Regions from separate parts of the Homo sapiens genome. Here regions 2 and 3 are each linked to region 1. Evidence: chromatin contacts called from ENCODE Hi-C or POLR2A ChIA-PET data. All regions are on one chromosome and are shown on one strand. Each heading gives the region's core, a stretch centred on a gene start or an enhancer-like site at or near the end of the contact. The rest is flanking DNA. Distances are from core to core; before and after follow the strand shown.

What was found. A loop is a pair of places that touch in the nucleus more often than their neighbours do. ChIA-PET counts read pairs that join two places held with the same protein, here RNA polymerase II (POLR2A). Pooled maps may share reads with other maps.
Region 2: a pooled map shows a loop between it and region 1 (2.2-fold over the local background). The contact joins the enhancer-like site here to the promoter of EPCART in region 1. A Hi-C loop is called at or near these places in 2 of 168 maps with a recorded cell type or tissue (Calu3 and PC-9), 1 of 37 single-sample maps with no recorded cell type and 2 of 50 pooled maps.
Region 3: a loop to region 1 is called in a map of GM18951, with 7 times the contacts of the local background. The contact joins the enhancer-like site here to the promoter of EPCART in region 1. A Hi-C loop is called at or near these places in 22 of 168 maps with a recorded cell type or tissue (A673, GM18951, HepG2 and 15 more) and 23 of 50 pooled maps. POLR2A ChIA-PET finds 5 or more read pairs at or near these places in 3 of 52 experiments (H1, HepG2 and MCF 10A).

The regions. Positions count from the first base shown.
Region 1 is chr2:180,123,820-180,126,519 of GRCh38, forward strand. EPCART (ERG-positive prostate cancer associated androgen responsive transcript) reads right to left here and starts at 1,375. Exons shown (of 4, transcript XR_923634.3): 1 at 861-1,375.
Region 2 is chr2:180,737,884-180,740,617 of GRCh38, forward strand. All of the region lies in intron 3 of SCHLAP1 (SWI/SNF complex antagonist associated with prostate cancer 1), which reads left to right. Among named protein-coding and RNA genes, the nearest start is that of SCHLAP1, 47 kb to the left of the region's middle. Within about 2 kb of position 1,393, at least 2 of the 41 ENCODE cell types and tissues checked have a DNase peak (open chromatin) inside an H3K27ac peak, as active enhancers do.
Region 3 is chr2:181,068,986-181,071,696 of GRCh38, forward strand. No RefSeq gene overlaps it. Among named protein-coding and RNA genes, the nearest start is that of LINC01934, 53 kb to the right of the region's middle. Within about 2 kb of position 1,271, at least 2 of the 41 ENCODE cell types and tissues checked have a DNase peak (open chromatin) inside an H3K27ac peak, as active enhancers do; they include PC-3, where a contact is called at or near this core.

The DNA of each region.
Region 1 (2,700 bases), core at 125-2,624:
CAGAGTTTTGCAAACAACATTTTGTGGGCCAGTAAAACAGATTTTTAACACCTTGCATTTTTACCTCTCTGATCCCTTCTCAGAACCACCAGCAGATTTGACAACTGTTTTCCTCCTTACTCTGTCTCTTCCTTGACTATACAGTAGAAAATAGAGAATTCAATTTATTCAACTCTTTGTAATGTATGTGGTTATTTGAATCCTGTTGTATTCATACAGAACATGAGCTTTGTTCCTATATTTTCATATAATTGTTAATAAGTTATAAGAAGGTTTGAGGCTGTGGCATATAAACACAGCACATAAACATATATTTCTATATAACATAATCTTCCCACTTTTACTACATATTTTTACTAGACTGTTCTGGAAAAGCTATTTGTACATATTTCTTTGTGCACACAAGTTCCTCAGCTAACGGCTTTGCTCTGTTTTTATAGAACATGTTGTATATGGTTAAAAAATGTCTTTCACATAAGCCACATTTTTCCTGTTTTTGTTTACTTGTCTGTATTGCACCTCAATTAGCAAATCGTGCAGTCTTCTCTCCCTGTCATAATAACATAAACTATCTCCATTTTAGGCTGTTCGATGTAAAACAAAAATCCCCAAATTTCCACTAGATGGTGCTATGAGAATGCAAACTTCTTTGGTCAGGGTATATATAAAATCCTCAGTTATTGCAGCCTGTTATTTTGGCTTGTGAAACAGGTCTGCCCCCCACTAAATTAGATGCACAGGGATGATTTAATATTTAGTTAAGAGACGATGCAATATTTCCCACAAGTCTCTGAGGAGCCCAGGCAAAACAATGAAGAGGCATTTTTCGTCTAATCCTCATCCATACCACTTCTTCTTACCTGGCCTTTTTGGTATGCTACTCCATAGATACCTAGGAACAACCCCATAGTGGCAACATCTTTTGACCCCGGTCACTGCCACCGTCTATGGCTTCTTTACCCAGTCTTCCCTCCTTGGCTGGAGGGGGCTAATGGATTTATTACATTACTGACTGTCAGCAATTATTTTTTGACAATTTGTTCAGTGGTTTTCAAAGTGTGATTTCCCAGACCAGCAGTGTCATCTGGGAGGTTGTTACAATTGCAAATTCTCAGACTTCAGCTCGGACCTACTGAATTGGATGGGAGTGGAGACCAGCAATCTGCATTTTCACAAACCTCCCCGAGGTGATTCTAATGTGTAGGAAAGTTGAGAACCAGTGTGTTAAATACTTCCTGGGAACAAAACTGCCTTATCCTATTTGGATTAACCTCATTCCTGAAAGCCCTCAAAGAACAACTTTAAAGGTGGATAGGTGGGTGAAGAAATTTTTAAAGGTGTTGCCAGGTACAGTGGCTCACCCCTTTAATCCCAGCACTTTGGGAGGCTGAGTCAGGTGGATCACTTGAGCCCAGGAGTTCAAGACCAGCCTGGGCAGCATGCTGAAACCCTGTCTGTACAAAAACAAACAAACAAAAAATTAGCTGGGCGTGGTGGTGCACGGCTGTCCCAAGCTACTCAGAAGGCTGAGGTAGGAGAATCCGTTGGGCCCGGGAGGTTGAGGCTGCAGTGAGCCAAGATGGCGCCACTGCATTCCACCCTAGGCAACAGAGTGAGACCCTGTCTCAAAAAGGAAAAAAAAGTTTAAGGCGAGCATTTGTTCTACTTGGCCTACTCTGCTTTCCCTTTGGGTTGCTCTGCTCCCCTTGGGCTGCTTTGCTCTCCCTTTGGGTTCTGCCTGTCACTGAGGAGTCCTCACTGCAAAGGAATAGTGAAGCCTGTATCTAATGTGTAAATGTAGGAGAGTATGATTAGTAACTCACTTTTTTTTTTTTTTTTTTTTTAAAGAGATGCCCAGGAAGGCAGCCAGATGGCAGCATCGTTCCTACACTGTCTCTGCACTCCCAAAGGCAGTTTCTGGCCCTTTACTGTAGTCAAAGGAGATCGCGTAGCAGCGGTCGTTTATTGGCTAGGCTGTTTGTCTTTTTTCTCTACTGCAGCATGAGTCAGAACCCACAGAGAGAACCAGAGAGGAACAACCCGTTGATTAATGGGTCAGAGAGCTATGTAAGACTGTGATCTCCTATTGTCCCTGTTTCACGGAACAAATGTGGGGGATGCTACAAAGATTCAACACTAGGTAGACATCTAATGAAGCTGGGTTGCCATCAATCAGTTCAAACAGGTGTCTGGAATAGCTGTGTCTTCTGTCTTTTGATAAACACTGAGTACCTGCACATACAATTCCCTGGGAGCTTTTAAATCTCCTGATGCCCAGGCTGCACCCTAGACCAACCACATCAGAATCAGGAGAATGGTTTTAGGGCATCAGTACAGCTTTAAATCTTCCCAGGGGATACTAATGAGCATGAAGGGCTGGGAACCATGATATTAAAGACGTTGAGATGAAATTTGTGGCAAAGTTATTTCAATTGAGAAACCTGGGTTATTGTCTTATACCGTACTGTCAATTTCAACAGTGGAGTTTGTTGTTTTGGCCAGTTTTGATCTTGGCAAGTTTCGATATTCGAAATGGATTTTGTTGTATGACAGAAGGGGGCATCATCTCCTCTCCACCCCACACCACCTCCTTCTCTCTTTCCCCCTCCTCCTTCTCACTTGTTGTTCTGTTTTGTGTTTTGTTTTGTTTTGGAGGGGTGAAGACTGAAAATTTAAAACTGTGGCTACAAAATGGGCATA
Region 2 (2,734 bases), core at 143-2,642, 610 kb after region 1:
ATTTCTGATTATACTACAATATCATACCTTGTGCTGCAAATGGGAATGGAGCTCATGTGTGTGTCATGCTCTGTTGTCCAGTTCCTTTAATTCCCCTCTCTCACAGTCTAGGAAGCATATTCCAGGACAAGTGAGAGAGATGTTAATATGAAGATAACTTTGAATCAACTCTAATGTATTCTAAAGACAGTCTTCTACAAATTTTTGTACTTTGTCTACCATCAGTAATTAATGACTTATGACACTTACAGTTGATTGTAACATATGTATTGATAAAACTGGTCATTCTAACCCATTCACAAGGAAAACAACCTCGTTTGTAAGCTAAAGCTTCACAATTGCTTTACACAGGGAGTTGAGTCCAATCTCCCTCCTCCACCGCAAGACCCCATTCCAGTGATCCCTTTACCTATCACTATGGCCCCCACAAGATTAAAGTTTGCCTTACCATCTTTAAAAAAATTTCTTTACATAACATGCAATTTATTATATATAATATATAAAAATTATCACCATCCAATTAATTTTTTTAGTGTACAGTCATTTTCTATTAATATACTTTAAAAGGTTTGATTTATTCCAAGTGACAAGTTGCATCTCAACCAGTACAATTGCTTTGATGCTTTACCACTATCAAAACATCTTGAATATTAACTTTTTACATGTAAATAGCTCATGTAGAGTTTTCTAGATATCAAAGACACGCATACAATGGTACATCTCACTGAGAATATCCTATACTAAATGAAAAGTAAATTAAAAGTTAAAAATTTGGGGACCTGCTTCAGGAAAGAAAAGAAAAATTGTTAGGGATCTTGACTTTATATCTTCAGATAAACTACTAATTTTTTCCCCAATAGGACAGAAATAAAGCTTCCTTATTAATATGCTGAGAGTTTCCAAAGCTTTCCTAGGGTTATAAAATGCAGTTTATTCTAGCTTTTACATCTGATGACAAGGATTTAAGCAAGGAGTTATAGTTCTCTTCCACAAAGTTTTGAAACCAAAAGACCCAGGAGAGCAATTGAATGTTTGGTAATTTGGGAATGAGACATTGTGGCATGGTAGAGGCACAATAACCAAATAACAATACATTTGCTGAGGAGACAGATGCATAATATTCCTTCATGCAAGCATTGTCTGCAGTTACCCAACATACTTACATCAATATTATATAACCTAAGCATCTAAAATGTGCAAGGCATTCCTAATCTGAGACTCCCATTTAGAGTTAGGAATACCATGTTGAGAATCCAGCTTGGTTACCTTAAGGATTGTGTAGCCCACATGTTTGATTGGGAACAAAAAGACTTACACTAGGCCTTGATTCACCCAGCATCTATCCTAGGGCTAACAGCTGTGACCTGTCACTCTTCTGAGGTTTTGCCATCGGCTTCTCCATGGAGCTTTGGCTTGCATGAGCCACAGCATCAGCTTGTGACATACTAGTGGGGCCTGCCTCCCTTAAGATATTTAATATCTATCACAGAGGCATCAAGTGCCAGACAGCCAAAGAATACTAATGAGTGCTGTAAAAGCAGGTTTAGGAAAGATTACAGAAATTGTTTGCAGAAGGCTTAAAGTGGATATTGTCCTAACTGCTCACATGGGTCTCATTTGACTGCTTCCAGAAATAAGACATTATTCATATGATTATTTGATATCATTTGGCAATTTGGATTCTCTCCAGATATTGTAGACATTCCAGATAGTCCAGATATTCCCTACTCTCTTCTAGAATCACAAAACAGTTGGTAGGATTGGCTATATCTTGAATGCTTATCAGGGCATCTCTAGTTCTCAAGGTCCAGTTCTCAACTGAAATATGTATTTGAAAAATATTTTGCATGTTTCTCCTTAGTGAATATTTGTGCTGGTTACAATATAAAGAGTCTACCTATATGATTATGAAACCACATTTTAGTAATATGTTTTCAAACAAAGGGTCATTATATGCCCTTAATAAAAATAAGTATGTATATAGTGAAAATATATGTTTCTCTTATATTTGTTTCTGGTAGAATGTTTGTTCATAAATATCTTTGCATATTTACAGCCACAAATTGCAATAAAAAAATAAGAGAAAATAGGCAAGCCATGCTATAGATTGTATAGAAAATGATAAATTTAAAATCATACAAGAGCTACTGAATTTTTTCAAGGAAGTGGAAAGGTATGATAATAAAACTTTAGCTTCATTTAATTTTTTTTTCCAGAGTCTCGTTCTGTCATCTAAGCTGGAGTGCGGTGGCACGATCTTGGCTCACTGCAACCTCCACCTCCCAGGTTCCCAAGCAATTTCCTGCCTCAGCCTTCTGAGTAGCTGGGACTACAGATGCCCACCACCACGCCTGGCTAATTTTTTGTATTTTTAGTAGAGATGGGGTTTTGCCATGTTGGCCAGGCTGGATTTGAACCCCTAACCTCAAGCTATCCACCCACCTCAGCCTCCCAAAGTGCTGGGATTACAGGCATGAGCCACTGCACATGGCCTGCATTTGATTTTTGACAAAGCTTTAAGCCTTTTGTTTCTTTGTAAATTAATGGATACTTTCCTGATTGCAGAAAAACTCAGACTAGGGAAACTAGTGTGTGTCCTTCTCTTCGGCCACACTTTTACTGAGGTAACAAGAGGGTAATCTCCAGACCATTTTTGGCCCCTTGGCCTGGTGCTCAGGCAGTAGTAGATTTTGCCTGCTGACTTCAGTATCAAGGCCATTCCCGGATGCTCCAA
Region 3 (2,711 bases), core at 21-2,520, 950 kb after region 1:
GCATGAGACACCATGTTTTTTCTTCCATGGTTATTTTTTTTTAAGGACATATATAATGTTTTACTTGTGTATGTATATCATCTCAATTATGAGCCCCTAGAAATAAGGGATCCAATTTATTTCATTCAGTAAGTTATTAGTTGTGTACACTGGAATATTGGTTTGGGTGCTTAGGATTAGCAGTGAATAAAATACACGAAAATTCCTACCCTTATGGAGTTTACTTTCAATTGCTAGGAGACAGACCAAAAAAATTTAAAAGTGTATATATATATGTGTGTGTGTGTGTGTGCGTACGCACACATTCTCACACACATATATGTATGTTAGATGGTAAGTGTTATGGAGAAAAACAAAGTAGGGAAGGGAAATAGTGTGTGCAGTGAGGGAGAAAGAAAGGGGAGGTTGAATTACAGTTATAACAAGGGTAGTCGGGGAAGACCTCACCTAAAAAATGAGTCAAGAGCTGAAGATGGTGAGGAATAAGCCACATAGGAAAAGAGTCCTACAGGCGGAGGGAATACCAACTGAAAAAATCTTGTAACAAGAGCATGCCCAATGCATTCAAAAGGTAGCAAGTGCTTAGGAGGGCTGGAGCAGGTGAGCAACTAGGAGAGGAATAGGAGGCCAGGTCAAGAAGATGACAGGTGGGCAGATCACATAGGGTCTTGTATTTCATTTTAAGGAGTTTGGCTAGTATTCTAAATAAGATGGGACACCACTGGAAGCTGTTTTTAGCCAACGAGCAACAGGACATGATTTATTAGAATCTGATCAGTCAGAGAAAAACTTGCTGTGGGGCTAAGGAATTGGGAGCAGGGGGACCAGTTAGGAGGCTAATGCAGTAATCCAGGTGAGAGATACCAGTGACTTCAACCTGGGTGGTGGCAGTGTAAGTAGTAAGAAAAGGTCAGGTTCTGGTTAAAAATAGAGCTAAGAAGATTTGCTGATAGATTGAATATGTGGTGTGAAAAAGGAGTTAGAGTTTAGGGCCTGAGCAAACTAGTAGGCTGTAGTTGTCATTAACCAAGGTGAAAAACTCGAGGGTGAAGCAGGATAGGGAGAAAGATTATGAGCTTAGTTTTTGACAGGTTAAGTTTGAAATGCCTATTAAACATCCAAATGGAAGTGCAAGATTGGATATACAAATTTGGAATTCAAGAGTTCTGGGCCAGGGATGTATATTTGTGACACGTGAGTGTGTAGTTGGTATTTATAGCTGTGAGACCTATGATCACTCACTCAAGGGAATGAGTGCTGCTAGAGAAGAAAGAAGCTTAGGCACTCCCAGCATTAGGAGGCTGAGGAGAGATGAGTCAGCAAAGTAATCCAGGAAGGAACGCTCAAGAAGTGAAAGGAAAATCAGGAGAGTGTGATAACCTGAAAGGGAAGTAAAAAGTTTCAAGGAGGTGGGAATGATCTACCCCATGAGAGACTACTGATAAGCCAAATAAAATAAGGACCTAAATAGCCATTAGCAACTCAGGAGTCCTAGACACTGGTGACTTTTATATGCAATTTTGTTGGAGCAATGAAATTAAAGCTTGATTGAATAAAGTAACAAGGAATAGAGAACTTGGAGACTCCTGACAATTTTGCAGTGAAATAGAGAAGTAGGGAGTAGTTGGAGTTTCTTTAAGATGGGAGAAATTACAGCATGTTTGTATATTGATAGGAAAGATTAGAGAGGAGGAAGTGGATGGTGTAGGGGAGGAGGAGCAGTGTCCTTGAAAAAGTTATCTGCTACATAATTTATTCAGGGTGTTTTCAAAGTTCTGCACTACCTTGGACATCTGTCTTTCTCCCTGACTAGAGCAGAAGCTCTTTGGGAAGTGCAGCATCCAGCACTTACAGCAGCATTGTCATTCACCAAATTCTTGAGTTCCCCTAGATAAGCAAGAGGGGATAGGATCTAGTACAAGTGAGGTGTTTGGCCCTTGTTGTGAATTTGCAGAGGACATGGGCATAGGTGAGATTGGAGGGTAGATGTGGTTCGTAGGAAGTTCTTTGGTAGCTTCTACTCCTCCATGAAACGAGATGTTATTGGCTGAAAGTGAGAATGGGGAGACGACAGTTCATACATCTGTGTGACCCATTAATGTCCAGCAGAGTAACTAGTCGTTTGTGGTCAAGTGTAAAAATGAATGATTGAGTTGTCTATCTGGATGAGCCTTTCGTTTATTTCATAGTTAACATGTTAATGAACATGCAATTAAAACATCCATATCAGCTCGAATGGCTCCTCTTTTTCATCAGGTATGGTTTAGCAGTTGTTTGAATCTTTAGCACCTTAATTTTTGTTTCATTCAAGTGATTTTCCTGAAGTCATTGAAGAATCTACCTTGACACCAATTTTAACTAGAGAAATTCAATTATTTGCTGAAAGTTAATACTGCTTTAAATGCTGGACACAAAAATAGTTACGCTGTGTTTCCCAAAGAGGTCATCATGGTCTAGTCAGGAAGAGGGGTGTCCAAGGTGAGTTACACAGAGCTTTGGAAAAGCCTCAGTGGATGGTGTGGCAGATGACGTCCCTGAGTTTGCTAGAGGAAAAATGACTCTAGAAAACTGAGTATTCTTCCCTGTTCTATTTTATGGATGTGGTGGTCAGAGAAGGACATAGTGACCAATTTCTGTGACCCTCACTTCCACCATTGGTCCCGTGGCAAGACTCAGTTACAAGCCTTCTCTCCCTTTGGATTGTACCTCAC